4 separate regions of the Mus musculus genome follow, and regions 1, 3 and 4 are each linked to region 2. A link is a loop called in an ENCODE intact Hi-C map of the cell type or tissue named here. Cell type or tissue: left cerebral cortex. All regions are shown on one strand.

Region 1 (8,000 bases), 140 kb before region 2:
TTAAAAGCTCCAAGTCTCTTTAAACATCAACAATCTCTTCACTGTGAGAACCTATAAAATCTGAAGTAAGTTATATACTTTCTTATTTCCAAACAGAAGAACCACAGCACAGTTACAGCCAGATCAAACAATGCAACAGCGCAGCCTGGCATATGGAGTTGCTCATGCTCCTTTGGACTGCAAGGGGCTTGTGTGGCCCACCCCTTCCACTCCAAGCTTCTCCAGCTCTGCCACCCATAGCGCACACATGCATGCACAGGGACCTGCAATCACACACAAAGAGGGGAGTGGCGCAGGCTGGCTCCACTCCACAGCTGCCATTATCCTTTATGGTAATTGCACAGTCCCAGCATCTCCACTATGCTCGGGTGTCCACTGAAACTGAGGCTGTACCTTTACTGATGACTTCTAGCCTCTCTTCAGGGACTCCAAGTAGTCCACGTGATACAAAGCCTCTGTTCTTCCCATGACTAATGCAGCATTGATATTTCGCAAGCCAGTACAACCTGGGAGACCCTTAAACATTGCCAAGATCTGCTTCCAGCTTAGCGTGCAGGCATGGCCCTAATTTGACCACAGCTTCTGTTTGTTGGACCTGAGGAAATACTTTCCAGAAGATTTCCCCTCAGTGTTGCTGCTCTCTTATTAATCACAGGCTATTCTTATCCCCAGATAACTAGCATCAATTCTCCAAGAAAAGCAAAGGCTTCATTTCCACAGATTCTTAATCTATAATACAATATGAACAGCTCTGATACGGTCTTTGCTTCTGGCTTTACAACTTCACAAGCCAGGTCTCCATCACCTGCATCTCTTTCAACAGTCCTGTCTTCAAAGTTCCCAGAACTGCTCACTAGGTTCTTATCTTACCTTTATAGCCCAAAGCTCAAACCTTCTTCCACAGTCCCCCCCCCCCCCCCAAGCAACATGGACAATTCATCAGTATCCAGTCTGTGTTCCCAATTTCTCCTCTAATGCTCGTCTCCGTTGCTATGGCAAATGTCATGATTAAAAGCAACTTTGGGGAGAACACAGGGTTTACTCCAGCTTACAGGTTCTAGTCTATCAGTGAGGAAGCCAGAGAAGGAAACAAGTTCCTACCTGGAGGCATAGAGTACAAACCATGCAGGACTGCAGCTTACTCTACTGCCCCCTGTGACTTGCTCAACTAACTCCTTAAATATAGCCCAGGCTCACCTGCATTGGGGCAATATGGCCCAGAATGGGCTGGGTCTTTCTAAATAATTTAGCCATTAAGAAATGCCTCCCACAGGCAAGCCACAAGCCAACTCACTGGCAGGCACTTCCTCAGTTGAGGTTCCTTAAGTTCTGGTATATTTGGGTTTGCAACAAGTTGACACACTATGACACTACCTGACCTAGAAGGAAGGTCAAGTTCCAAGGTTGGGAGGCCCAGGACTTGGGGGTCTGTGTTTGTTAAAATATATAGAGCTTCCAGTCCAAGTGCATTCTGAGAACATGGAGCTAGCAGAAACCCTCTAGGCCACTTGGAAGATATGAAGACCCACATAAAACTAGAGAAGGTTGCAGCCCCAGAGAGAAACAAAATGAGCCCACATCCTCTGATAACAAACAACGGGAGGTTAGATGCTAGGGCTGGGAGAGCTTGAAATAATAGTCCCATAAAACATTTTTTATGACTTTTTCTGTGTTTCTCTTCCATAACAGACAGTAGATTCCTTGAGGGGAAAGAATATATGCTTTTCATTCTCTGAGTTCCCAGAACCTGGACTCTGCAGACACATTAAAGTTAAATGTGTGCGTAGGTTCATTTTGTGGTTTTCATAAGTTCCTCATAACTATGTGCACGTTTCTTCAACCCTTATGAACCCTGAGTCAAACATAGGGAATACCACTTTACAAGTGGAGAACTGAACTCTTAAAGACATCAAATGGCTTTTCTAAAACTAAGGAGACTTGTCTTTGTCTTCAGCCTTGACATGCACATCCTACCACCATCACAGCATTCACCAAGGAACCATACCTCCGCATACCTTCCACCTCTTATAGCTGCCATTCCCACACAGCAGACAAGAATGTGGGAAGCTTCATTGTGCTGTCATGATGAGACATGGGTGTGTGTGTGGCACAAGGACTCAAGTCCCTACTGGAATAGAGAATACGTGCTATGAAGGTGCTACTACACAAGCAAGATTATCTCGGCAGGTGATACAAACCAGGAAGGGAGTCAACTCAGAGAGATGGGAGAGTGTGTGTGGTGAGTAGGTGAGCAGTCAAGAAAAGGCTCTGCAGATACACATCTAAACCAAGATCTTCAGAGAGCCTAAATGACCTTGCAAAACTCTGGTTAGAGCATACCGGGTGAACAGCATGTGAAGTGTTCCTCGCAAGCATGAGCTAGGCATATGAGAGATAGAGGGAAGGGAGAAACCTGGACACATTAACAAAGTCACAAAATGGGAAAGTGGAGATCAGATGTGGAGGCGCTGTGTGACATGTAAATTCGAATGAAGACCATAGAGTTAGCTCCAATAGAGCAGCCAAGCATCTTGGCTTATCTATTTAAACTACCTCAATGTCTGCAGTGTGAAGATTAGGGGAGGGGCAATAACTCACAAAAGCACTGGGCTGTATTTCTCAAGCAAGAAGAGATTTATTTAATACAGGGAAAGAGAAATTAATTATTCTTGGAAGATCTGAGGAATGAGGTCAGAAAAAAATACTCCATCCGTTTTCAGGAAATTGCCAAGCAATTAAGCCATTGAGAACAAAGTCCTTGGAAGGCATTAATAGAGTTCACAAGGAATCTAGCTAGCTCCCAGCAGAATTGGTTATCTAAGAATGAGACCTACGCCCCTTAACTCTGATTTCTTATCTCATGATGTATTCTTTTCCCATGACATAATTATTCAGTTGGATGGGAAAACCATGATTCTATTCTCCTTGGAGTCCAGTCAATGGGTCACTCACTCATCAAAGGCTCAACCATTAGATCACTCAGTCTTGTACTTGTGTTCAAAAGCTATGATCAAAACAAATTCCTTTTTTTATATAAATTACATAGCCGCCAATATTTACGTACAGCAAGAGAAAAAAAAGATCTAATACAATGCCTTTAGCATGGACTGTCCTTTTTGCCACTCTAATCCCAAATACCTGGCAGGATTCCAGACATGTGGCTAGCCCGAAGTTTCTCCTATCAACAGATCAGAGAGGCAGTCTGGATTACCTAGAACAAACATCAAAGTGCAACCAAGCTACTCCAGGGTTGATCTGAATTCTTCAGTCATATTAGAAAAATAAAAACAAAACAAAAAAAAAAATCTGGAAGTGAGCTTCTTCAGGACTAAGGCAAGGGGAAACAGCATTGTCTTGTCTCCTTCTGCACTGCTATTGGCAGGTGTTATTAATGGGTAATTTACAAGTGTATAATTTACAGGCTATCTATGGTGTGTCCAGAATGCTGATTCAGAGGGCGTGGGTGAATAATGAGGTGTTTATGGGACATTGTGTGCAGTTTTCTTCCAGATTTGTAGTATTGGATTCTCAGCAATTACTAATGGCTCCCTGGCTGCTCCTCATCTCTCAGGCTGAGGAATATGGATTCAGACAAGATCCCAATCACTTGCATCTCAATAATTAGTTCGTAGCTGACAGTGTACTCTTCGGTCATGATCATATGATGTACTTTTTCCCAGCAACCCCAGCAAGGGCAGATGGGAAAACAACCCCTTAAAAAGCCGTTGGAACTCGGGAAAAATCTACTCTCCTACAGCTTGGCACCGAGTCCATTTCTCCCCCTCATTTTTTATTTATAAAACCTCATTTGCATGAAAACAAGATCCTGCTTTTATCCAAAGGCATTGTCAGGCTTACAGCTTCCTGCAAGTTTTCTAATTGTGGAAAGAATTTTAGGACCGATGAGAACTCAGATTAGAATCAAAACTCTTCAGAAATAAGTGAGTAAACTAGTTGAAATTCTAGGCCCAGCTCCACCACTAACTCAGTAAGGGATTAGCATTCCGAATGGAATTGTGGTCATTTTGGCGGATTGGTTGGTTTTGCTTTGTTTGTTATTGTTGTTGCTTGATTGGAGGGCTCATTTTGATTGCTTTAGAACAGGCTCTCGCCAAGTTGACCAGGCTGTCCTTAAACTTACTTTGTTGCCCAGGCAACCTTAAACTTCTGATCCTCTGGCCTCGGCCTCTGTAATAGCTAGGATTACAGTCCTTTGTCACCAGGAAGTGTCTAAATAATTTGTTTTTTTTTTCTATGTATAACAAAAAGTTGCAAGGAGGTAGCGGTCCCAGGAATATATAGAATATATTGTCAGGCATCCCTAAAATGATGCAAATATTACAAAAACCCCAATTTACATTTTTTTATTATAAAACCTTAGAAAATACAAACATGGCATTCAGAGGCCACCAAGGAATCTAAAACTCAGCATATTCAATTGACAACTATTAGTCTACATATGTTCCACAAAACCTTCCACTTTATCTCAGCTTACCCATCTTCATCAAATGGCATGTGTATTCCTTATAATTATTTCATAACAGCTCCCCTTTTATCACTCTCTTGCCATATTCAGTTCCACAAGGAAGTCCTATCAGTTTGGATACCCCAGATGTGTCTATCCATTTGGGTTTATCGCCCCTGTTTCTGAACCCATCTAGCCCAACTGTGCTTTCTCATCTGTCCCAGTTAGACGTCAATCCTCCTGATTCTGTGCAGTGGAGAACTCCGAGCTGGTCCTTCCCCTACATCCGTAGTCTGTGATATCACCTCAACCCTGTACCAGTTCCCCTTGCGATAAGCACAGAGCAGCCGGCCTCTCTAGCTCAGCCTGCAATCTCTCCCGTGAGAGCTCCCCTGTACCTCAACCACTCTACTTCTGTTCTCTAACGCTTGCCTCTTCCTACACCTAGAGCCCTTCCTCTAGGTTCTAAGTAAACATCTCTTTTTTACTTGGGTCTCAGCTTAGAAGCCATTTGCCCTAAACCTAATTTCTTGGTCTAAAATTAACACAGCACTCTACGCTAATATAGTCCTTATTTCACAGCCTTTAGCCTCATTCAATTTCAATTACTGCTATCCAAAAATGAAATGCAATAGTTTGCTTTTTTATTTTTGACTATACTAGCATATAGTAGGTTTTCAAAATGTATTTGTTGAAGTGTGTGTGTCTGTCTCTCTGACTGTGTGTATCTGTCTCTCTGTCTCTGTGTATGTGTCTGTCTCTCTGTCTCTGTGTATGTCTGTCTGTATATGTATGTGTGTCTGTCTCTCTGCTTCTGTGTATGTGTGTGTCTCTCTCTCTTTGTCTCTATGTGTGTTTCTGTCTCTGTGCATGTATGTCTGTGTGTGTATGTATCTGTATCTCTCTCTGTCTCGATGTCTCTCTGTCTCTCTCTGTTTCTGTCTCTCTGTCTCTGTCTCTGTCTTTGTCTCTGTCTCTGTCTCTCTCTCTCTCTCTCTCTGTGTGTGTGTGTGTGTGTGTGTGTGTGTGTGTGTGTGTGTGTTTGCTCATATGTGCACATAGGGAGAAGCGTCCAGATTAGCCCGACTGACAAGCCAGTAAGCACCAGGGACCTGCCTGCCTCTGATTCCTCAGCACCAGGATTCCAAATGTGCACTTCCAATCTTGTCTTATTTATAATGGTCCTGGGGATAGAACTTGGGTTCTTACACTCACCTGCCAAACCCTTTACAGACTGAATAATTTCTGTACTCACAACAACTCTATTCCATGAATACTTTTGTTATCTTTAATTGCTTTTTGTTTGTTAGTTTTTGTTTGATTGTTTTGACACAGGGTTTCACTGTGTAGCCCAGGCTGTCCTGGAACTCACTTTGACAGGCTGGTCTTAAACTCATATAAGATCTGCCTGCCTCTATCTACCAAGAGTTGGGATTAAAGTATGCACTGCCCCTGCCCAGCTGCCATCATCAATTTCTATGTGAAACCATCAGACACAGAGACTGACAATTTTGTGCCTGTGAGCCTCTAAAAGCCCCAAGACCATGGTTATAGTCTAAAAAAAAATGTGGTTTCTTCATTATGGTAGTCTTCTTCCTTCATGATTTCTGTTTATATACCCTTCCCTCCTACAATTAAGTTTCTAAGCAGTAAAGTTTGTTGAACACATGCTATGATTAGAAAGATGAAATATTTTAGTATTACTTGCTGAATACATGTTATGATAAGAGAGAAATATTTTAGCATTATATAGAAGTGTCATGAAGGCCTAACTTATCCCCACCATGGTCTAACAAGTCAGACAATTGGTTCCTTAGCTCCTTTGGTCTCAAATGCCTGTTCACTAAGTCCACAGTGCTAACTTGTTCATTTCTCGTGCTTAACTAGCAATCTCACGGATAAGGTAGGCACATTTGAAAAGGAGCCACTATGTCTGCTTGGAGTTCATACAGCAAGCAAGATGAGAACTAGGTATTTACTTGATAGCGATGGAATTGAAGTGGAAAGAAAGGAGTAAAGATGCTAGTGGCTGATGCCCCTGCCTCTTCTCTGTGGAAAAGGGGAGTGAGAGAGATGAGCTTGTAGCTGGAGACTCCTTGCAGAATGAGGAAGCCCACACAGGCCTCGCCATTCCAACTTCTTTCTGCTAAATGCTTTCTCTCTTGGCTCATGTCAATACATCACAGTATCCTGCCTTAGAGAATGGTCCATTTCTGAGGCAACTTCCCATTTTCCAGGCTGACCTAGGTTTACTTTTATATCGAGAAAGGACAATCTCCCCCCATTGTGTATACTTGCGGGATGTTTTGTGGATCCCATAGTCTATCTGTAAAAATGTATTCGTTGGCCCGAAGCAGAGGGGAGGGCGGTAGAAATTGCTCAGCTGGCGATCCAGGTCCCTTCAAACCCTCAACTTCAGTGAGCAAGGCAAAAGTAATGCCTTCCCTCTCCCCCGTTTCCCCTATAGAGATTTAAATCTGACACCAGCAATAAGGCGTCTCCTGCTTACTGTTCTGTCTTCATTCATCACCTCAAACACTTGACCCTTCAACCTTCCCGGCTTGTATCATAATGAAGAGGAAAATTGATGAACAGTGAGGGCAGAGACTTTGCCAGCTGCTGACACTTTTACACCAGGGCTGCCCGTGAGCATGCTCCTTCCCTATGCTTCCCTCCCCATCCTGCCACAGGAATTAAAGGCTGTGGGGAACTTGGCAGAAATGTCTCTAGCACAGTTCTAGTTTGCAGAAGGTGCTACAGCCATGACTTTGGGACGCATCCCAAAGCATCCACTGTCATACATTTTTTTTCTTATAATAGCCTCTATTCAAAGAATTGACAATGTATCGAGAGAGGTGAAAACCCTAGGAAAAGAGGTTACCCTCTGAGAATCCAGCTAGTAAAATATGTGGTATGATTGTGATTAGCCATCTGTGAGCACAAAGGAAAAGCAGCCTGTAAATGTGTCACTAAAGAATTTGCAGACACCCAAATCTCCAATAAAGATGATGGGATAATCTCCGGGAGATGAGTCAAGAATGCAGCAAGCATTTAGAAAGCAGGAAGCTAATGAATTGCTATGTACTCAGCCTGGAGAGAGTTGGGGGAGGGGTGAGACTGACAGCCTAGAGAGCACTTGACACAGGCATCCATAGATAGACACATGCATGTGGAATCTAGGGGAGACAGGACCTGGGAAGAAATAGCCTGCATCCTTTTATAGACTCCAATTTACCTAAAGATCTTGAGGAAATTGCACTAAAATAAACCTGAGCATTTGACTCAGTAACTCGAGGAAAGTCCTGCAAACTGTGTGGTTTATAATTGATAAGGAGAGAGAGTTCTTTCCTCTTCTTCTCGATTTCCTTTGATTGCTTTCCCAAAAGACCTGCTACAATTAGAGAAGATCTTGCCTGCAACGTTTGTGGGTTTATCAATTTAGTCATTCAGAAGTATGTTCGTTGTGTCTCTTTCCCTTCCTCCAGAGTTGTCAGATTGAGAGCAACAGCTGTCTCCTAGCCCAACATGCAAGCCA
Region 2 (8,000 bases):
TCAGGGGATGCGCACATGTAGTTATATCGTGTGTGAGTCTCGTTACCTTAAAAACAAGACAAAAGTATTTCTCACATTTTCATTTGCCCTCTTCTGTTGATAGCAGGCTTTTATTGCTATCAAAAACCAAATGGCCAGCAGACATACAAGTAGCATTCTATGGTCTGAGAAGGTTATATCTATGTAGTTATGAATGTGTGTGTATGTGTGTGTGTGTATGCATATATTTATTTATTTATTCTTTGAGTCTGTGGAGTGTAGCATGGTGCCTGTATTTTATGGCTAATATCCACTTAGAAGTAAGTACATACCATCATACCATGCATGTCCTTTTGGGACTGACTCCCAAATTCTTATATGTAATCAAAGCCTCAATGTTCTCCCTCTGGGTTCTCTTTCGGCTCTTTAAGCAACAATAACTTCAAAACAATAACTTTAAAATAATCCAAGTCTTTGAAAGAGAGCAAGAAGGCAAATGGGAGGAAATGGAGAAGGTACATGATATAATTATATTAATCTCAATTTTTTTAAATCATTGTAAAAGCTAAATAAAATCTCCCAAAACAAAGCTCTAGGGCATGGGTATTAAAATACCAATTTTCTATGGACCCTCCAGGCTTTTTAGAAGTCCTGAAAGGTAGGATTATGGGAGCCGTCACTATCAAGGCCCTACATCCCAACCCCTGCAACCCCACAAAATAAACAGATACAATTCTGAATAGGACATTATGTTAAAATGCAGAATGTAGAATGATGCCTGTGTACACTGATGACAGCAATGTCAACACGCACCTGCGTGTCAGTAAAGAGCTGAAAGAGAACCCGAAGGGAGAACACTGAGGCTCTGATTACGTATAAGAATTGGGAGTCCGTCCCAAAAGGATATGCATGGCATAGACTCACTTACACATGAGTATTCGCCATAAAACATAGGATACCTATGACACAAAGAAGCTAAACAAGAAGGAAGGGCCCAAACAAGGAAACTTGAATTTCACTGAGAAGGGGGGATAAAATAGTCATAAGAAGCAGATGGAGGGAGAGAAGAAGGAAGGAGAAATGATGGGGGGGATGGGGGATTCGGGATCAGGTGTGGGGAGGGACAGGAGAGAAGGGCAGATGACCAGAGAATGAAGAGAAGTCTGCCCCTGACTGCGATGGGGAGGTGGGAGCACTTTAAGGATGAGACAGAGACCTGGGATAAGGGAGGCTCCCAAGAATCAGGGGGGGATGACCTTAGCTGTGACTCACAGCATTGGGGATATGGGATTTGAAGAGGCTACTTCCAGTAGCCAGGCAAGAATCCCAGCGAAACGATAGAGACACTAACTCACCCACAAAACTTTCAACCCGAAATGTATCCTGTCTACAAGAAGTGCAGGCATGGGGGAGGGAGCAGAGACTGAGGGTATGACCAACCAATAATTCACCCAACCTGAGACTCATTCCATGGGCGAGCACCAGTTTCTGACACTATCAGTGATACTCTTTATGCCTGCAGATGGGAGCATGGTGCCCTCTGAGAGGTTCCACCCAACAACTCACTCAGACAGATGCAGACACCCACAGCCAAACAGTGGATGGAGCTTGGGAACTCTTAATGGAAGAAGAGGAAGAAACATTGAGGGAACATCCTCTAAGGGGACAGCAACTCCACCAGAAGACCAGCAGAGTCAACTAACCTGGACCCTTGGGGTTCTCAGAGTCTGAACCACCAACCAAAGAGCATAACATGGGCTATACCTAGGCCTCCCTACACATATGTAGCAGATGTGCAACTTGGTCTTCATGTGAGCTCCAGAAACTGGAGTGGGGGCTATCCTAAAAGCTGTTGACTGCCTCTGGGATGTATTCTTCTAGCTGGGCTGCCTTGTCTGGCCTCAGTGGGAGAAGAAGCACCTAGCTTCACAAAGACTTGAAGTGCTAGGGTGGGGGGACGGGGAAAGGACTGGGGGACTGGCTGGGAGGGGGGCAGCAAGTGGGATGTAATGTGAATAAGTAAAAGTAATTAAATTAGATTTTAAAAAAGAATTGGGAGTAAATTACATTTATTCTTTGATTTCCTTTGTTATAATGATTCTTACAGAAAATGATAATCCAACCTATCGGGTGGGATGAACACATTTGATCTACTTAACATTCCTATCTTCAATGATTAAAATAAGTAATTTTTTTCATTCTAAAAAACTATAGGGTTTATCCCTGCAACCTTGTAACAACAGCACTCATTTGTTGAATACTTAGTAGCTGCCAGGCTTGAGGCAAGCACATCACATGTTACATTATCCCACTTCACCTGCGCAATACCCATAGCATTGCAATACGCATAGCATTAGTAGACTAATTCTTTTAACACATGGGAAACTGAATGCCCAAAGAAATCGCATTGTCCAAAATCTAAGAGCCAACAAGAGTCAAGCTGCAGATTGCCTGCTTGGCTGTTGACTCTCATAGAAGAATTCTGACATATATTATACAATACGTCCCAAAACAATCACATAAAGAGTGTCAGGAAAATAAACTTTGGGTAAAGTTTTTCTACCCCATTTAGCAATATAAGCTTGTCCCAAAGATTCATTTAGACAGTTTATAGTAGTAATATACATACATACATACATGCATGCATACAAGCTGAGGACCCAATCATGCTTCTCACTCTTCCTGGTTCTCCGATGTATTTATTAGGTGCCAGGAAACTAGGTGGTGCTTATGACAGTGGACTTTTATTGGGTCTTAAATAGCTGTGATAGTGTCCTTGTGAATTTTGCATGTGCATCTATTTTCATTCTGGAAATCTCACTCACGGGAGTCCTCCACATAGGTTTATCTGTATCCTGTCTGACTCATGTCTAATGACTGGGCATCAGCAGCAGGGACTGACCCCACCCAGGACAGTGGGTAGAGATGGGTGGTGTTGACCCTGTTGTTATAAGATAGAAATGCATGGCTGTAAAGCCATGTGAGGTTGCAGGGAAAACACTGTACTGGGGTCTCGTCATTCAGCCATTCAGAATCTCCCATGGAAAACCTCATCTTACAAAACCAGTGTTCTAGTCAGTCTACGTAAACGAAGCCACCTTTATGGAACTGCACTCTCCTTGTTGGTTGGTTGTTTAAAGACCAAGCTTCCTCATGTAGCTCAGTGTGCCCTTGAACTTGCTGTGTAGCCTAGGCTAGCCTCTACCTCATGAACTTCCTGCCCTGTTCTCCAGAGTAACATGATTGCAGGTGTGCACAACCATGGCAGCTATGAACTCTTCCTTCAGGTCTCTAAATCAAAGTGTTGTTGAAAATGAGCTGGCATCCAAACCACTACAGAAACCATGCCCTCCCCTCGAAATTTCTGTGCGCTAAAATGAGGCTAAAGAGGAAAATGGGGAGATAGAAAGTCCTCGCAGGACGACAACCAGGCAGGAAATCCAAGGTAAAGGACCAGTCTAGATTATTTGCTGAGTTAAGAATGGAAGGTAGCCATGCTTGGATAGTAACGGAATTAACACTTGGCATTTGTGTTTTGCTAGGACTCAATGGAGACTTAAGAAGAGGCCCTGGCATTCCCAAACTCCTTACAATCTAGATGAGATTGGCTGTGACTCTCATTTCATTTTAGCCTTCCATAGACTGAGTCCATTCCTTTCTACCATTTTGAATTCAGGATTGCTCCTGCTGAACCAGCTCTTTCTACATGACCATCCATCCTATTGTGTGATGTCATGGTCCTCCTAAGGAAAAACTTGGATTCTTGCTTCTACATAAACTGTTCTGTTTCTCTGCTTCTGTCTCTGCCTCTCCCTTTCCCTGTGTGTCTTTCTCTCACAAATACCTATTCACCACACATGTATATCCTTGCAACCATTCATGCGTGCAGATTCATACACACACACACACACACACACCTTATACATCGCTTTGAAAAACATGCTTTGGGAAGCTCAACAAATTTAATCAAAGACCAGAAAACTTAAGAGTGACATCACTAAAAGCCAGCCCCCGAAATGGGCAGCTGCCAATGCTGTGCACAACACTCCTTGGGTGTCCCCACCTCCAGCAGGGCTACCTCAGTGGACTTTGGACATCATCCCAGCCCATTTCTCTTTTACTTGTTCTCTAGTATCAAGGTCTCATGCACAGATAGTTCTAAATCCTTTCAGTCCCCTAGACTCCTGCAAGCCCTCAAAGCAAATACTTTCTGAAAATAGCTCCCTTCCCAGGAATAACTCTAGTAGCAGATCTAAAATAATAATAATAATCTACCATCTACATTCATTTCCAATTAATTTTTCTATGACTTGATATTTGATGGCCAGGACAATAAGGATGTGCTGTATTCCGGATTTGGCAAATCCTGGCAACGAAAACCTTCATTAAAGCAATTTAAGGCTATTCCATCTTTATGAGCGTTTCACTAATATAAAGCACTTTGCTGGCTAGAGTTGTGTTAAAACACAGGGGTCCTGTATATTCCTTGGCCTAGAACTGAAACTACCAAGAGGCCCAGCTCCTTTCAAGGATAGCTGGACATCTACCAACAACAAAATTTGAAGCCTTGAAGACAGATGTTCAATAACAAAGAGGACTGTTGGTGGAAGGCTCCGAGTACGCTGCTGTGTCAAAACAGAGAGGGCTGCAGAAGACTACATAGCGAGAACTAAAGAAAGTCTTGCCAAGCAGAAGGGATTTCAAAAATAATCAGTAAGAGTGGGCATAGAGGGGACCAGCTGGGGTGTCACTTTCAAACCTCAGTTGAGCATGCCAGGAACTGAAATTGAACAGAGTAGGAAAAAAATAGAACCAAGTTGTCAGCAGATGCAAGCTCAGAGTACCAGGTGTCATCTTCACACAGCCTAAAGAGGGGAAAGGAAGGGGACAACCCAGTATCCTGAACCTAGGACCTGACACGCTGGGCCAGTTCAGGTCAAACCACTGGAGACGATATACAAAGAGTCTGTCTCCTAATGCCTCTGTTTGCCTGGGTCATCCTGACTCCCCTCTGCTCACGCCCTAATTGCTGTCAACACACCTACCCACTCATTTCTCATTAACAGAAGTCCAGCCCTGCTTTTGCTGTGTCTGTGTGAAAGCCAGTAAGCTTCTGACACTGCTCAGGGCAGCAGCTGAGCCACGTCTACCCAGGCAAGAATAAAATACCTCTGTCTTAGTGAGGGGACTCCAAGATTTCACCCATCTTGCCCAAGGGAACAGACCAAAGGAGATAGAGCCGATGTGTAGGTGTATGTATAATTATATTTTAGTTTTGTCAGATTTTCAAATTGACTATAGAAACCATTCTCTCCTCCTCTTTCTCCCTCTCCCTCTCCCTCTTCTTTTCCCTCTCCTTCTATATATAATTATAGAAAAAGAGGCTTTGAACATGGGAGGTATTATGGGGAGACACAGGATGCACTGGACAGGGAGGACATGGGATGGGTCAGAGGAAGGAGGAAACAGAAATTAGTAAAATTAAATTAAAATTTTAAAAAAACAAGGGGAAAGGATTTTTAAAAATTTAAAGGAAAATTTTAAGGAAAAAATTTTAAACAAAAACAAGGGGGAAAATATTGCATACACGCCAACGACACCCAGACTTGCAGCCCCAGGCTCCTCCATGACAGATGAGTATCTCCAACGGCCATTCACCATCTTACTGGGTGTCTGGGTTACAGTCTAAGAAGTGACAAACAGAAGCTTTGGTCTTCTACCCCAACTCTGTTCCCCTCGCTCACCCTTGGTCATCTCAGAAGAAGAAAAGCCATTCTTCCAAAGGCAGGTAAAAATCTTTTTTTTTTCTTTTTTTTTTAATTAGGTATTTTCCTCATTTACATTTCCAATGCTCTCCCAAAAGTCCCCCATACCCTCCCCCCCACTCCCCTACCCACCCACTCCCTTTTTTTTTTGGCCCTGGCGTTCCCCTGTACTGGGGCATATACAGTTTTCGTGTCCAATGGGCCTCTCTTTCCAGTGATGGCCGACTAGGCCATCTTTTGATACATATGCAGCTAGAGACAAGAGCTCCAGGGGTTACTGGTTAGTTCATAATGTTGTTCCACCTATAGGGTTGTAGATCCCTTTAGTTCCTTGGGTGCTTTCTCTAGCTCCTCCATTGCGGGCCCTGTGATCCATCCAATAGCTGACTGTGAGCATCCACTTTTGTGTTTGCTAGGCCCCGGCATAGTCTCACAAGAGACAGCTATATCTGGGTCCTTTCAGCAAAATCTTGCTAGTGTATGCAATGGTGTCAGCATTTGGAAGCTGATTATGGGATGGAACCCTGGATATGGCAATCACTAGATGGTCCATCCTTTTGTCACAGCTCCAAATTTTGTCTCTGTAACTCCTTCCATGGATGTTTTGTTCCCAATTCTAAGAAGGGGCAAAATGTCCACACTTTAGTCTTCGTTCTTCTTGAGCTTCATGCGTTTAGCAAATTGGCAGGTAAAAATTTTAAGGCCCTCCTTGGACTTTGTTCTTTCTGATATGCCTTAAGTCTGGACCGTCAGAAAAGCTTGTTTCATCTACCTTGTAATTATATCAGAATCCAACCACTACCACAATGGTTGCTGACCACGGGGCCAGTCAGCATTCATTGGTATCTGGACCAGTGAAGGAAGCTCCTGACTGCTCTCCACGTTTCTGCAGCATGCTACTCCAGAAAGACACTTTCCATCTGTCTTTCTGGGCATCCAGTCGGATCATTTTGCTGCTCAGCACTTCGGAGGATTCCCCTCTCACCCAGTATGAATTCCTACACCATCTGGCCCCTGCTATTTGTTATTCCTTAGAATTACTAGAGCTTAGCCACAACCTGCCATATACCTTATACACAGAGATGAGTAAACGCATCTCAAGGCACACCGTAGCTGTGTAGCACCCCCCAGGGCAGCCGCGTGCTTCTTATAGAGATCCTATTGCAATGCAGGCATGAGCAAAGGTGCACTCTTGCACTAAACTTCAGTCACTATCTCAACTATGCCACTATCAATCTGTCTCCAAGACTATTAAGCTCAAATTTGGCAAGACCTCCACTGAGTCAGTTTAATAAGACTCTTCTCGCCTTTGATATCATTCAAATTCATCATCGAAGTATTTGGCCTGCTTTTCAAAAAATTCTCTTAGGCTGGCTTAACACAAATCTCCTTTCCTTGATAGTCAATCATGTTCCTCTTGGGAGTTTTCTATTCCCAAGACTCATTCTGCTGTATTTGTCTGAGTAGTTCCACAGCAAAGTCTTTCCCCTTACTGTAGTAACTTGAATGCAGGCTTCGTGTCATTTTTAAACAAGCAGCCAGTGCAAATTTTTCCCTTACACCGTTAATTAGCAGGCTGTCCATGGTGACATCCTTAAGTGGTTCAAGGGCAGAGTTGAGTAGTTAAAACAGAATGCATAATCTTCAAAACCTAAAAGATCTACTCTCTAGCCACTGAATCCTATGATGTTGATTGTGAATGCCACAAAAAAAAAAAAAAAAAAATAGAAAATTTGTAGATGCTTGGTAAATAGTGATTAAATAAATACTAAAAATGGGATAAAATTACAAAGTAGCAATTAGGTTCCTGACAAAGGAATCAGGTTGGGACATCCAAGTAAAGACTGCTTTACTGCCATGATTGTAATAATACAGTAGTAGACACCTCTCTCTAAATATGAATTTAAAGTCTTTGATGCTACAAATAGTGTCTGCTTCTGAAGGAAGGAGACGTGAGCTTATTTTCAAGGAAGAGCATACTTTAATTTAGGAAAAGTGTCCTACTCAAATATAAATAGTGTCCCATCTGGCACTATCAGGAACTGTGACAGCTGAGCAACCAAATGCTTATGCCCTGATGCTATTTCATTTAATAGGGCAAATAGGGAGGTGTTTCTGTAGAGCTGCAGGTTTTATAGTAAGATGAAGTGAAACTATTTCTTCCTCCTCTCTCTGACTCTCTGTCTCTCTCCTCTCTTTCTCTCTCTCTTTCTCTCCATCTCTCTTCTTCCCCCTGTTTTTCCCCTCCCCATGGGG
Region 3 (8,000 bases), 200 kb before region 2:
CCACTTTCATCTCCAGAGATCTGGAATTATGAACAGAGACTGGAGTACTGGAGATCAAAACCACACCTAATATAATGCTAAGTAAGCATTATACCAATTGAGCTATGTTCCCAACCCCTGGATATTTATTACTTCATTCATTTATCTAGAAATCTGGGGACTAAAATGTCAACCCCTTATTCACTGGTCCATTCTAGAGTTTAATATTAATCCAACATTCTGTCCAATAGTCTGTAGTAAAAAGTCGATTGGACTGTTTGCTAAATAAATTTTTATAACTAAACAAGTTTTGAAGTCTTATTGAGAAGAGACAGCATGTAATCCAAAACAAAGACACACATGTTCAGTCCACCATAAGGAACTATGTGTTATATGTATATACCAAAGTGTTACATGTGTCTGTCTACTTGTTATCAACCATGTGGGGTCTGTAGAATAGCAGGCAGAGATGAAATGCTGGAGATGCAAAGGAGACATAAATGAAGAAAAGACTTGGGTGATAAAGGTAAGAGTACCCACACTTCACAGAGAAGATAGAAAATCCCCCTGTTCCTAAGCAGCACATAAACAGCAGGCTGACCCTGCGATGGAAGATAAATATATTACCCCCAGTGAAGCCCTTGAGCTATCCACAGGGAAGATGTGAGATAAGAAACTGAGGCCTGAAGAAGTTAAGCAATTTAAACAAGATTATTTAACTAAATAGTGGAGCACAAACTCAAATCCTGTCTATTCGTGTCTATTACATCATAAAGAGTCCCCTTGAAGTTTGAGTCACAAAAGTAGTCAAGTTCTTTGACTAACAATAAATGTAGAATCTATAAGAAGGATATGTTTCTGATTATAACTGTATATGTGTATGACTAAAATCAACTACAAAACTCCCTAATTGTAACAATTCTAGACAGTAAACATTTGGAAGCAGTCAGCCACTGTTAAATGTGTTTGAGTGATCTGATTTCTTATACTACTTGCACTGGAAATGTGGCCTTTTTACAGCATCATTTGAGTAGCCACTTAGAGACAAGCAATAGGCATGTGTGCTGGTCTGAATATGCTTGGCCTAGGAAGTGGCACAATTTTGAGATGTGGCCTTGTTTGAGTGGTGTGTCACTGTGGGCATGGGCTTTAAGACTCCCATCCTAGATGCCTGGAAGCCAGTTTTCTCCTGTACAAGATGTACAGTTTCCTTCAGTACAAGATGTAGAACTCTCAGCTTCTTCTCTACTGCCATACCTGCCTGGACACTGCCATTCTCCTGCCTTGAATCATCAATGAACCTCCATTCAGCCAGCCCCCAATTAAATGCTGTCCTACCAGGAGTTGCCTTGGTCATGGTATCTGTTCACAGCAGTAAAACCCTAATGAAGACAGCATGCCATTAAATCATTTCTTAATGAAGGTAGGATGGGCATAGGATTGGAGAAATGTGTTAAGAGGTTTAGTTACATATGAATATCATACAGTGTGCTTATACTAACTTGGCTTTGACATCACAAGAGTGCATAATAACCATTGTTATATATGTAGTCCATCATTGGCCTTAAGGCCATTGTAGAGTATATGACTGCATCTGAGTCCACTTTAGTGGAGTTATATAAAAATCTGTTTATTCAACTCTGAGTTTGTAGAACTTGTACAAACCTCCAACAATTTATGAAATTACACCTTGATTAATACTCTTGGTACCTCAAGTTGAAAGAAGGCCAAAGGGAAAGAAGCAACATCCTCAGGTTTGGTGATGTGGAAAATGAACAGTTGGAGCAAGACCAGCACCGTCCATCTCTTATACAGTAGGAACAGTGCCTCAGAGGGTCTAGTCCACTGATGGCTCTGAAGTATGTGACACCAACATGAAAAGATCTTTATCATGCACTTTGAAATTACCAAGTATAACAGAATGTGAGGGGCATGAGGGATAGTAATTTGGAAAGCAATTGTTTTTTCAAAAACAATTTTTATTAGATATTTTCTTCATTTACATTTCAAATGCTATCCAGAAAGTCCCCATACCCTCCCCCAGCCCTGCTCCCCAACCCACCCACTCCTGCTTCCTGCCCCTGGCATTCCCCTGTACTAGGGCATATAATCTTCACAAGACCGAGGACCTCTCTGCCCATTGATGGCCTACTAGGCCATCCTTGGCTACATATGCAACTAGAGATACAAGCTCCGGGGTACTGGTTAGTTCATATTATTGTTCCTCCTATAGGGTTGCAGACTCCTTTAGCTCCTTGGGTACTTTCTCTAGCTCCTTCATTGGGAGCCCTGTGTTCCATCCAATAGATGACTGAGAGCATCCACTTCTGTATTTGCCAGACACTGGTATAGCCTCACAAGACACAGCTATATCAGGGTCCTGTCAGCAAAATCTTGCTGGCATATGTAATAATGTCTGGTTTGGTGGTTGTTTATGGGATGGATCCCCGGGTGAGGCAATCTCTGGATGGTCCTTCCTTCAGTCTCAGCTCCAAACTTTATCTCTGTAACTCCTTCGATGGGTATTTTGTTCCCCCTTTGAAGAAGGAATGAAGTATCCACACTTTGGTCTTCCTTCTCCTTGAGTTTCATGAGTTTTGCAAATTGTATCTTGGGTATTCTAAGTTTCTGGAATAATCTACTTATCAGTGAGTACATATCACGTGTGTTCTTTTGTGATTGGGTTACTTCACTCAGGATGATATCCTCCAGATCCAAAATGGAGTACAAAGCTAAACAAAGAATTCTCAACTGAGGAATACTGAAGGGCTGAGAAGCACCTGAAAAAAATGTTCAACATCCTTAATCATCAGGAAAATGTAAATCAAAACAACCCTGAGATTCCACCTCACACCAGTCAGAATGGCTAAGATCAAAAATTCAGGTAACAGGAGATGCTGGTGAGAATGTGCAGAAAGAAGAACATTCCTCCATTGCTACTGGGATTGCAAGCTGGTACAACCACTCTGGAAGTCAGTTTGGCGGTTCCTCAGAAAATAGGACATAGTACTACCGGAAGATACAGCAATACCTCTCCTGGGCATATACCCAGATGTTCCAACTTGTAAAAAGGACACATGTTCTACTATGATCATAGCAGCCTTATTTATAATAGCCAGAAGCTGGAAAGAACGCAGATGTCCCTCAACAGAGGAATGGATACAGAAAATGTGGTACATTTACACAATGGAGTACTACTCAGCTATTAAAAACAATGAATTTATGAAATTCTTAGGAAACAGTCTTATCAAGGATAGTTCTGATGTTTTCAAGATAAGGGACAGAAAACTGATTAGGAGAAAAAGATGTCATAAACAAACAGAAGAAACCTAGTTAAAGACAGAGGACATAGTAAATAAAATAACTTGGAAAGTAGAAATGGGCAGTACTTGATAATTTATTAGACAGTACTTTTACAGCTTAGTGAACGGTGTCTTTTGTGACTTCTATCTTGGAGAAATTCCAAGGGATAATTCAATATCACATCTCTATCCATTTAAAAAATATTTATCAAATGTTTGTAACCACCTAGAATTTTATCTTTTTTCATTTAGTACATGATTAGAGAAATTCTTTCAGAGATTTAGACATTGAAAGAGAATGATCATTGAATGTTATACTACCTTGGCCACGAGGTGCTTTGTAAGAACCAACTTTCAGCGTCCGATTCACCTAGAAAGAAATTGAGGCCGAGAAGCTCTAAGTGTCTTCTCTGTGGACTCATGGGATTGTATGTTAGACATCACATTCAAATCTAGGTCTCTCAGTCCTCAAATCTCATGCCACCCTCAGAGGCTTGCCACAATCATTGGGCATCACATGGTTTCATCAAAATGAATACTGAACCAAGAACTTCACACCCTCCACCCCCATGCTCTACTGTTCTCAAAATTATCCTAACCATGTGTCACATTTTGTTACAAATCTGTTCATTTCAAAGGTGTGTGACTCTTTGAAAATGTTTTTTTTTCTAAATTGAGCATGCATTCTACACATCTTATTGTAGTGTTATAAAAATATCCAGTACTAACTTGCAAAAGCTAATTGTGTGCCCTCTTCCCCAGCTTTGTATTTAGTGACAGGCATGCTGGTAGCTTGGATCCAATCCTTAGATGATTGTTTATATTATAAAAGTTAAAAATAGCTATAAATCTGGTTTCCTATCAGTTTGTTTTAAGATAGTCATTTGCTAAACATTTACCAGCATTACCACTGTAGTACACAAAGATACAGATATATATTGGCACATGGAGATTATTGAAGTCTTTAAAATTCCTTCTCTAGTAAGAGTAAAGTTTGGGTGGATAGATAGATAGATAGATGAATAGGCAGATAGATGATAGATAGATAGATAGATAGATAGATAGATAGATAGATAGACAGACAGATAGATAGATAGGTTAAATGATATAAATATATAATATGGAATTTTAATTATATTTTTCCGTGTGTGTATGTATGTGTGTGTGTCCACATGCATGCATGTAAGTATTCACATGTGCATGCATACACAGAGAGAAACCTGAAAATGGAATTGAATTCCCAAAAACTAGAATTACAGGTATTTATGAAACACTTGATATGGCTACTAAGAGACTTTGTGTTCTCTGTAAGAGAAGTATGTAGTCTTAATCGCTGAGCAATCTCTCTAGCTCTGTCTTAGTATATTTTTGGTATTACCTATGGGATTATCAGAAAACAGTATTATCATTATACTAACTCCATCCATTTGTGCCCATGGTTTGTGTATATACTAACATATCCAAGTTCTGCCATCCTGGTCCTGCCTTCCTTCTTTCTGATCACTTTCATGAATCTTGAGCTTTAAAGCCAGAGCCTGTGTTAGGGTTGCCTTCTTTAGGCAGGTGTGTGGCTTGGGAAGAAGAATTTGTATTTATTTATTCTTAGCGGGATTCCGGGATGGCCCCTTAACAGTAACTAAGCCACCATCTTGGAAATACATCTACAACTACCATTTTATGTGACAATTTCATCTGATCACGATGTTGCGTGATTTCCCAGCTGCGAGGATTGAATGAGTAGAATGGCTTTTTGAATAATGCAACTCCAAGGGCATAGAGATGTTTTTCCTGGAATCATTTGTATTTTATGTTAAGTGGCTATATAGTAGCACGAGCAATCTCTTTCAAAGTAACTAATGCTACAGTCAAAAGAGACTTTCCTACCTCACGATGGAGAAACGAACAATTATTCTTCCTTTCGGTGGAGGAGAAAATGGCGTGCTTTTTGATAAACAATGCAGACATGCATTAGCTCAAAACAGTAGAGTCAAGGAAAGCATGAATGTTAATTTGTAATATTTTGAGAGAGACATGTCTATGGCAATCAGATGATGATTTACCAGTAATTGTGTCATGATATTGTTAGCACAATGTTAGCATATTGAATCTACAAACAGCCCACAGAGCATAGCACAGCAAAGTTATCAGCAGCCCTTTAAAGCAAATCTCTCTTTGAAGAAAGACAAAGACCTTAAAGAAAATTATATGAGAAGTCGCAGAGGGTTGAGGAGCTTACAGGTACTAGCTCTTTCTAGATAGCTGGCATCCAAAAGACACAGCCTGGCTGGAATTGCCATAGCGAGTACACCTTCAGCTAAAATCCCAGTACAACCCTAGTTGCGAGGACTGATGCTGGCTTTCTCAATCCTTCATGAATAAGGAGTAAGGTAGAATGGAAAAAATGTTGTGGTTTGGAGAAAGATTTGGAAAACCTGGGGGATTTTGTAAGTCGAGAAATTTACAGCTACATTTTCCAAACCCTATAAGTCATTTGTGGGTACAGGTAGTTATTTTTTTTAATCCAAGAAAGTAGACATACAGCTGTTAAAACAATAAATATTCCTTTTCAAAAATATCCCATATTGACTGCATTATAGGCACCCTGGAAAGGAGCCCTCCGTCTGCCACGTTGCATTTGAAAGGAAAGGTGGTTGTGAATCACAGACGTGGTTCATGTGGGTGTGTAGGAGAGAGCCCTGAACTTCACAGTCTATTCTACATCTCCTAAGCCATCCTTTATCATCACCACCACCACCACCACCACCACCACCACCACCACCACCACCACTACCACCACCACCACCATCATCATCACCACCACCACCACCACCACCACCACCATCATCATCATCACCACCACCATCATCATCATCTCTATTAGCAGATATTTTCTTTATTTACATTTCAAATTTTATTCCCTTTTCTTATCCCCCCCACAAAAGTAAAAAACACCCTTATCTCCCCTCCCTCTGCTCACTAACTCACCCACTCCTGCTTCCCTGTTCTGGCATCGAACATTCACAGGACCAAGGGCCTCTCCACTCATTAATGTCCCACAAGGCCATCCTTTGCTACATATGGGTCTGGAGCCTTGAGTCCCTCCATGTGTACTCTTTGGTTGCTGGTTTAGTCCCTGGAAGCTCTGGGGGTACTGGTTGGTTCACATGTTTTTTCCTCCTATGAGGCTGCAAACCCCTTCAGCTCCTTGAGTCCTTTCTCTAGCTCCTCCATTGGGGACTCTGTGCTTAGTCCAATGGATGGCTGTGAGCATCCACTTCTGCATTTGTCAAACACTGGCAGACTGTCTCAGGAGAGAGCTATACCCAGCTCCTGTTAGCAAGCACTTGTTGGCATCCATGGGTTTGGTAACTATATATGGGATGGATCCCCAGGTGGGACACTCACTGAATGGCCTTTCCTTCAGTTTCTGCTCCACACTTTGTCTCTGTATCTCCTACCATGAGTATTTTGATCCCCCTTCTAACAAGGACCAAAGTATCCACACCATGGTCTTCCTTCTTCTTGAGCTTCATGTGGTCTGTGAATTGTATCTTGGGTATTCTGAGCTTCTGGGCTAATAACCACTTATCAGTGAGTGCATACCATGTTTGTTCTTTCGTGATTGGGTTATCTCACTCAGGATTATATTTTCTAGTTTCATCCATTTGCCTAAGAACTTCATGAATTCATTGTTTTTGACAGCTGAGTAGTACCCCATTGTGTAAATGTACCACATTTTCTGTATCTATTCCTCTGCTGAAGGACATTTGGATTCTTTCCAGCTTCTGGCTATTATAAATAAGGTTGCTATGGAATACTTCTCCATTGCTGGTGGGATTGCAAGCTGGTACAACCACTCTGGAAATCAGTTTGGCGGTTCCTCAGAAAACTGGACATAGTACTACCTGAGGACCCAGCTATACCACTCCTGGGCATATACCCAGGAGATGCTCCAACATGTAATAAGGACACATGCTCCACTATGTTCATAGCAGACGTATTTATAATAGCCAGAAGCTAGAAAGAGTCCTAAGCCATCCTTAAAGAAGACATATATGGTATAATGAAAGGAGCTGTTTATGGGTCTCCTACCAAGCCTTTTTCTTTCACTTGAGTGTACATTCTGCAAATGTACATTTGTGAGAGAAGCCACTTTCGCTACTGGATCTACTACAAGCACTTGTCTCCTTTCCAATAACAGAATTCCAAACTCATGTTTTTCCAGGTCATCCACCTTCTGTCAGGCAGGCACACAGAATGGATCGAAATGTATTGGTTATTGTTCTCAGACTTCTTGGACCCACCATAAGCAAACATCCTGGAATGGGTGGCTTAAAATGTGTTTTCTCACAGTACTGGAAGCTAGAAAGTCCCCGATTCAGGCTGATTGTTCCAGAAGCCAATCTCTATGGACAGCTGAGGGCTTCCTGTCACTGTCCTCGCCCAGTCTTTCCTCTGTGCCTGCCCAGCCCTGGTGTCTACTCTTCTTATTATTAGGATACTAATACTATTGGTTAATGGCCTCACACTTATTTGCTGCCCCATAATTACCTCTTTTAAAGGTCCTGTCTCCAAATATAGTTTAATTCTGAGCTAGGGCTTCAACATAGACATTTTGGTGGGCAGTATTTAGTCCATAACATTTTTCCCTTCACTATGCAATCGGTGAAGGGTTAGGAGTGAGAGGTAAGAGTATATATTTTCTGCTTAAGATCAGAA
Region 4 (8,000 bases), 970 kb before region 2:
AGTTTTCTGTATGATCATCCTCAGATGAGACCCCATCTGTGACTTAATCTATCTTACACTTCTACAAGGGAATATGTAAGTAGATTTGAACATCTGTAAAAACCAGAAATACATATCTAAAAGGATTGGAAGCCCAACATGGTAACCAGTGGTTTTTGGCCTGAGGAGTAGCTTTTTGCCTTCTCCTCATATGACAGAAGACATCAGATCAAGCCAAGCAGATGTTCTGAAAGCCTTTATTTTTTTTAAAATTTTTTTCATTGTAGACATTTACATTTCAAATATCTCCTTTTCTGGTTACCCCTCCACACATTGCCCCCCCCCAACCCATAACCCATCTCCCTCTCCCTTTTGCCTCTATGAGGGTGCTCCTTTATCCTCTCATTCACTCCCGCCTCTCCACTATGACCTCCCCCTATGCTGTGGCATCAAGCCTCCACAGGACCAAGGGCCTCCTCTCCCATTGATGTCAGATAAGGCCATCCTCTGATACATACATATCTGGAGCCATGGAACATCCATGTATACATTTTTGTTAGTGGTTTAGTCCCTGGGAGCTCTGGGAGGTCCAGATAGTTGATATTGTTCTTTCTATGGAGTTGTAATCCCCTTATCCTTCTTTAGTCCTTCCCCTAACTCTCCCATTGGGGTTCCCGGGGTCCTTCCGATGGTTAGCTGTATCTGCATCTGTAAGGGTCAAGCACTAGTAGAACCTCTCAGGGAACAGCCATACAAGGCGCCTATCAACAAGTGCTTCTTGGTATCAGCAAAAGTGTGGGAGTTTGGTGTGTGCAGATGAGATGGATCCCTAGGTGAAGTGGTCTCTGGCTGGCCTTTCCTTCAGTCTCTGTTCCATTTTTGTCCCTGTCTTTTCTTTGGACAGGAATGTTTGTGGTAGATATTCATTCTAATATTTTAGTAGTGTTGCTCATGTCTGGTGATTCTGAGGATCCTGTTAATATGTTGTGATAGTTACCTGTTAATATGTTATTATAGTTACATCTGAACTTTGGAGAAGACACATTAATCCCACAACAATCTATTTTTATGTTGGACTTAAGAGAATACATAATCACCCCTGCGAGGTCAAGGGCAAAGAGACTAGGTGCTTCATCCCTGACCCTCTTCCTCCAAGGTGAGGTTAATCCAGACGGAAGAACCAAGATTGCACTTTAGGCTTATATTCACAGTAAAAAAAGAAATAATTTTTCTTGCAAAAGGAATCTATTTTTGAAAGCAGTTTCTTTAGTACCTCGTACACTAGGTGTAGGCACTTGGTGCATGCTTTGGACTGAGAATGGATAGAAATTCTTTCCCCTTTGTGCCAGTATTTCACAAATCTGTAGATGCTATCTCCACCTTTCACCTATAAAGTCTGGAAAGGCAGAGGTTTGGGTGAAGCTTAAGATGGCCATCCATGCCAACTATCCCCTCTTTGAAGTTCACAATTCTCACCATGGGCAACTCCCTCTTTAAAGAATTACTCTTTTACCCCCAATTCTCCTCCTTTGTGTTTTGCTATCAGTATATATATAAAATGTTTGTGTGCAATTAGGTATTCCTATTCTTATAAAAGGATTGATTTTTCAAAAGCATGGAATGTACTAGAGCTCGTTCCAATATCACACCGTGTATTATACTGTGTAAAAGAGAAAGTGAGAGATGATGTCATTAAAAAGAAAGAGAGAGTGATGTCATTGCTGTTTCTGAGTCTATCATCCTTCTCCTATATCCTTAGTCCTTTCTTTGTTAAACTATTCCAAATTAAAAAGAGAAAAATTCATTATTGGTTTGGTTGAAGTGCCTGTCATCTATCCAACATAGGACAGTTAAAGAAAGTTGACTTGAGTAACGGGGCCTCATATGTTCAGGAAATTCAGTGGATTTTTTTTTTTGCCATCTTCCTTGTTGGAGAAATAATTAAAGGTAGAAGAGCATACGCTCATCAATCCACCTATTTGATGAAGATGTCAGTGGTAAACTGTGGCACATAAGAATGTAAATAGAGACATCTTTCACTCCAAAGGGCCTCAGCCCTCATGACAGCTGCCACGACATCAGTATTCCTTCTTTCTGATGGAATATTTAATTTATAGTAAGTACATTCATTTTTATATGGTACAGATTTCAAATTTGACAAATTGATGCACACAGAGGCTTCTTTGTGTGCTTGTAATTTCAGTGCTTGAGGGAGACTAATGTAGCCCTTGTTAGAAATCTCAGCATTAGAAGTCCTAACTAGGTGGGGTCAACTTGGAAAGAATTATCTCCATTCCTTTTTTCTTACACTCCTGCATAAAATCAAACTCAGTTGTTCTAGAGATCTGTTACATTCAAGAATTTCAAATTGCAAGGATACACTTAAGGAGAGTTTATTCCAATCGGCTCTTATACATCCAATCTTTCTGTGGCTCGTGACCCATGCAAGAGAGCAACCTTTGTGTCCTAGTCACTGGTAGTGTCTTCTATGAACTGTTAGATGACTGTGAGATATAAACGCAAAAAAAATGTACAACACAGCTTTCATACAAGTCACGTGTGCACAAGCTTCTCCAGCCTGAAGCTACTGTGAAAGTTGAGGCTAAGTGGAGTCCACATCCCCGCCTACCACAAGCTATCCTCAGACTGTCTAAGGATGCAGACTTCTCTAAGGATGGGATCTGGGGCACTCCCTGTCTTGTTTATGAGAACTGATACTGCAATGAGCCGTGTCTCAAAACACCAGAGTAAGTTCTGACAGGACACGTATTTATCTTCTGCCAGGTTTATGGTGAGGACATTTTAAAACTTGGCTTCTGAAAACCGCAGCTGAATATACGGCATGAGATGGAGTGAGGTAACATGTTCTGAACAAGAGGAAATTATCTTCAAGTCATGAAGCCGTACACTATACACAATCGTGTTTATACAGACACATCCACGCATATGCTGATGACATAAATTCCTTTCTTTTACTTTCTTTTGAGTGCTAGCAAGGGATTTTGTCAATATTTTAAAGACATTCTTTGCCTTTTCAAATTGTATTTTCAAAATACATAAACCACAATGCTATCCTGTAAAGACAAAATTGGAATATTATTCTTTTTTTCTATATCTCATCTTTCTACAGCTTTCACACTCTATATTCATCTTAACAAACACAAGCACATCCTATATATTTTGCAGTAAAGTGTGATGCCACACAGTGAAAGGTGTCTTGCTGTTACCTGAGGATGGCAATTGGGTCCATTTATTTCCCATTAGTTCTGGTTCTCTTACTATCTTAGATCCCGAGGAAGATGCTGCTATGTACGGATGAAGTCATTGTTCTATTCACAGCTGAACAAATTGTCTTCCTTGCTGGTGCTGATTTCTTTAACAATCTTTGCAACTTGTCAAGGACAAGGAGGGTCAAGAATAGCTTTCCCATTTTAAGCTACATGACAAAACAGCACAAAGTGTCCCATTTCAGCAAGTCTGCATGAAGTTTATTCTTGTCATCGGTGCAATCAAACCAAATCTGTTCACCAGTGCTCAAATGTATTAGTGTTCTACTCCTTTATAATTCAGGAATTAGAGAGCCATCTACTGGTCTCCTCTTTCTAGCTGACTTTTTAAAACAGCTAGGCAGCCATCCCAAATTAGTGATCTCTTTCACTGTACTTTGAGAAAGACAGTGATATTGTCCCTTTCTAAATATGAAGAGTAAAATAGGAATAGAATTATATCTTGTGCAAGTTGAAGAAAACAGAAAATATAGAGTATAGGTAAAATAAAATGATGATTTCAATATGGCAAATCTGCCATATAATTAGGGACTTTGTTTTGTTGTAGACAGTAATAAACAGAAATAACAAAAAAGCATTAAACACTGGGTAGAGCATTGAGATGACTATGGGGGTAAAGTTGCTTACTTCTATGTCTCATTTAAGTTCAATTTCAAGAATCCACGTGCTAGAAGGAAAGAGGCAATTCTTTCATTTTTGTCCTCTGTCTTCCATGTGTGCACTTAGGCACACACATAGACGTATGCATACATACACATGTATAAACACATGCATATATGTCCAAATCAATAAATAATTAAAGAATGGAGATGAATGCTATTTAAAAACACTAGGTGAACAGTTTTGGCAGCAAAGAAATTATTTGGGACTTGGAGAAGGGGGCTCTGAACATAAATGTTGCATAAATGTCTTGTTCAAAAGATCTGTTAGCTCAGAGCAGTGGCTTCTGGCATAGAAGAATGCAAAGGTAATGTATAGCCTCTGTAAGGCTGGCTTTTGCCATTTATTAGTCAGTAATAATCATACTGTTTCTCTTTTTCTGAGGGTAACATGACACAGTAGGTACTTAGTATCCAGTAAATAGGTTGAGTATCTGTTAGTTTTAATAGGATTATCACTCTGTTGGAAATTTAATGATAGTTGCTCCAGGAAGTCAAGCTTATTTTTTGTTTTTTAGATCCATTTCTGCTTAAGTAGACTGATGTCAAGGCAAAGGAGCAAAATTCACTGCAAAGGTTTTTGAAGCACACCCACGTACTTAAGAAATCTTCACCACTTGCAATAGATGTGCAAATATGTTTACATCGTTTGATTCCTTTCTTTTCTCAATTGAGCAGTAAAACATGAAATTCATCCATGAAATGAATCAGTAAAAAATTGATGTGAGAGGCTTGACAATGTGGATTTTTTAAAATTATACCTCCGTTGCAGCACCCCACCTCTCTCTTCTCCTCTCAGTCCCATCCTCACAAGTACCTCCCCTCACTACACCCTCTTTCCCTTGGGAAGCGCTCCTTGGGTACCACCCTGCCCTGGAAAAACAAGTCCCAGCAGGACCAAGAACATTCTTCTCCATTGAGGTTTGACCAGGCAGGCCAGGATCCAAAGGCAGGCAACAGAGTCAGAGACAGCCCCCTGCTCCAAATGTAAAGAGACCCACCTGCAGACCAAACTGCACTTCGGCTATAAATATGTAGGGAGCCTAGGTCCAGCCCCTGCATACTTTTTGGTTGGTTCAGTCTCTGTGATTCCCCCATGGGTCCAGAGTAGTTGGCTCTGTAGGTCTTCCTGTATTGTCCTTGACCCCTCTGGCTCACTCACTCCTTTCAGTCACTCTTCCACGAGACTCCTTAGACTGATGTTTGGCTGTGGTCCCCGCATCTAAACTACTGGTGAAAGCCTCTCAGGAGACAATTATGCTAGGTTCCTACCTGCAAGCATAGCAGAGCATTATTCAAAATTGTACAGACTGACGAAGTACAAGGTGTTATTCTGGAATGACTTGACATAAGTAAGTCATGCTAATGAACACATCCATAGCCACACCAATGAAGTCTTTGTTTAGGATGGTTAAGAATATCAAGGCTCTATTCCCTTGGCTGTCTTCAGGTATTGGGTAGGTGTTTGTAGGCACTTCCCACATATGGTACACAAACATACTTGGCTTATTTCACTTAAAGTAAAAATCTTCAAGAGCCATCCACATTGTCACCAATCCCTTTATTAAGACTAAAAAGTGGTGTTAGAGAAAGGGTCCAGTGGTTAAGAACACCAGCTGACCTGCAAGAAAACTTATTTTGTGAACCCAGCACCTGGTGGCTAAGAATCACTCCAGTTCCAGAGGACCTGAACACTCTATTTTAGCCTCTGTGAGCATTGCCCACGCACAGTACACAGACATACAGCAGGAAAAACATTCATAAAATAAAAATATTTAATTAATTCTTAGACTGTGAAGTGCTCTGTTCTTTTATATCTGTGCATTCGTTGCCACATGCTTAGACAGACTCCATATGTAGATCAATGTGACTCTGTAATGCACATGAGAACCCAGACACAATTTCAGCATTCTGCCTTACTTTCCTTTAGATACAAACACGACAGTGAAATTGCTTAATCATATATTAGCTTTAGCCTCAATGCTTTCTAAAATAGCTTCCAATTTACCTTCCCACCCACAATGTACAAGTTCCCCTTTACTCTGCCTTCTTGCCAACAATTGCTAGCTTTTGTCTTAGGATAATAATCACTCTAGCAAATAGCTCATTGTGGTTTTAATTTGTATTACCCAGTTGATTAGTAATGTTGAATATCTGTGTGTTCTTTAGAGAAATATCTGTTCAGATTGTTTTCTGTATCTCATCCAGATTGCTTGTTTTCTTAAAAATGAGGTGAGTTCCTGACACAATTGGGGTGTCAACCCCTTGTCAGCCCTTTCAAATATCTTCTGCAAGTTTACATACTATTTACTCTTCTGATTCTTTCTGTTGGTGTGCACAAGTGTTTTAATTAGAAGCCACTATATTTGCCTTTTTCACTTGCTTGTCTCTGTTTCAAGTTCACTGAATGAATGCCAAAACTAATATCAAAGTTACTTTTGTTCTACATGTTTTCACAGTAAGTTTGTAGTTTTCCATCTTGACATAAGGTTGATTAATGTATTGTACAATGGCTTTTGTACATGATGAGAGAGTAGGGTAAAAATTCATTCTTCTGCATCATGAGGATATAAGATCAGTTGTCTAATAAATAGTAGATTATCTCTGAGATTTACACTTTATTCAATTGAGTGGGCTGTTTTTATTAGTGTAAATGTGTGTATGCATGTGTATCCTGTGAGATTTTGAACATATATATATATATATATATGAATATATGTTTGAATATACATGTATTAGTCTGCCAGTATGTTATGTATGTATGTATGTATGTATGTATGTATGTATGTACGTGACTATGTATGTATGTATGTGTATATGTGAAATTGAGAAACAATGGTGTGTGTGTCTATATTCTTGCTTTTATGTGCAGATCTTTACATGTGTATGTGAACTTATATTTATTTGTCAATTTGTGTACAATTCTGCCTGTAGAGGGTATATGTGTATGCATTTATGTGAACTTGTATGTATATTCAGGTGTATGCATACTTATGTGTGTAAGTGTTTATATACTGTACTGTGATAAATTTATGCATATTACATGAGAATTTGTGCTTGGATGCTTGTTTGTACTTGTGTGCCTGTGTGCCTGTGTTGTTTTGGGTGTTTATATGTGTGTTTCTTTGAGTGCATTTATCTGCTTGCCCACATGTGAGCATGTTTATTCATATGAATGGCAGTATATATGCTGTGACTATAGGTGCCTATAGGTACATATACATGTGTGTGTTCGTGCCTGAGGAAGTGTGTCTATATGTGGATATATGTGTACATATGTATTTTGTGTATCTGTATGTATTCTTGTTCATATATAACTTATGTGTGTGCATGTGAAACTATGCGAGTTTCTTTATGAGTCTGTTGTACCTAGTTGAGTATTTACATATAAATGCATGTGTATGCATCTATGTATATGCGTTTATTGAAGACATGTTCTTATTTGTGCCTAAATGCATATGTATGTTTTTTTATGTAAGCATATGTGACCGTGTGTGACTGTGCATTTATGTATGTACCTTAATGTGTATGTGTATGCATGCTTGTGTGTTCACATTCATATTTATATGTGTATATGATTGTGTGTATATGTGTTTACATGTGTGTACATTTATGTTTGTATATTTATACATGTATGTGTACCTCTGATATTGCATCTTTTATATTTATGTATTTATATGTGTGTTTGTATATGTATGTGCCTATGTATTTCTATGTATATATGCATTGGTGTATGTTTTTTGGAATGTCTATTTTTTCATGAATGTGTACAGCTATGGATATGTGTATCTTTGCATATGTATATGTGCATGTATATAAGTGTATTTGATCAAATATGCATGTGTGTGTAAGATTATGTATGTGTTTATTGTGTGTGTATATTTGCTTCAGTGCATATAGGTATCTGTAGGTGTTCTTGTGAATATGCAAATATTCATGCATGGACATAAATTTTTCTATTTGCATGTTTATCCAAATAGCATGATGCATTGATTGCTGTGGGTTTTATAGATTTTTAAATAAAATAAATCAAGTTCTCTAGTTCTATTTTTCGTAGTATCTCTTATTGATCTCT

Evidence for each region. A loop is a pair of places that touch in the nucleus more often than their neighbours do. Peaks named below come from ENCODE experiments on the same cell type or tissue, not always from the same donor. Only the 100,000 strongest peaks of a DNase experiment are listed, where the experiment ranks them.
Region 1: a loop joins it to region 2, with 6 times the contacts of the local background. A loop is called at or near these places in 2 of 42 quality-filtered maps.
Region 3: it touches region 2 in a loop (7-fold over the local background); 5 of 42 quality-filtered maps call a loop at or near these places.
Region 4: a loop joins it to region 2, with 6 times the contacts of the local background. A loop is called at or near these places in 3 of 42 quality-filtered maps.

Annotation. Positions count from the first base shown.
Region 1 is chr12:98,043,165-98,051,164 of GRCm38, forward strand. No RefSeq gene overlaps it. Among named protein-coding and RNA genes, the nearest start is that of Gm47415, 61 kb to the right of the region's middle. In left cerebral cortex, no CTCF peak of the experiment used is centred here; DNase peaks (open chromatin) are centred at 3,781, 4,824, 7,200 and 7,500; H3K27ac peaks cover 2,334 bases.
Region 2 is chr12:98,182,611-98,190,610 of GRCm38, forward strand. No RefSeq gene overlaps it. Among named protein-coding and RNA genes, the nearest start is that of Galc, 73 kb to the right of the region's middle. In left cerebral cortex, no CTCF peak of the experiment used is centred here; DNase peaks (open chromatin) are centred at 4,724, 5,046, 6,783 and 7,814; H3K27ac peaks cover 1,759 bases.
Region 3 is chr12:97,979,734-97,987,733 of GRCm38, forward strand. No RefSeq gene overlaps it. Among named protein-coding and RNA genes, the nearest start is that of Gm35326, 110 kb to the left of the region's middle. In left cerebral cortex, no CTCF peak of the experiment used is centred here; a DNase peak (open chromatin) is centred at 3,830.
Region 4 is chr12:97,215,167-97,223,166 of GRCm38, forward strand. No RefSeq gene overlaps it. Among named protein-coding and RNA genes, the nearest start is that of Gm40552, 23 kb to the right of the region's middle. In left cerebral cortex, a CTCF peak has its summit at 3,581 (motif pointing left); DNase peaks (open chromatin) are centred at 2,670 and 3,423; H3K4me3 peaks cover 240 bases; H3K27ac peaks cover 1,490 bases.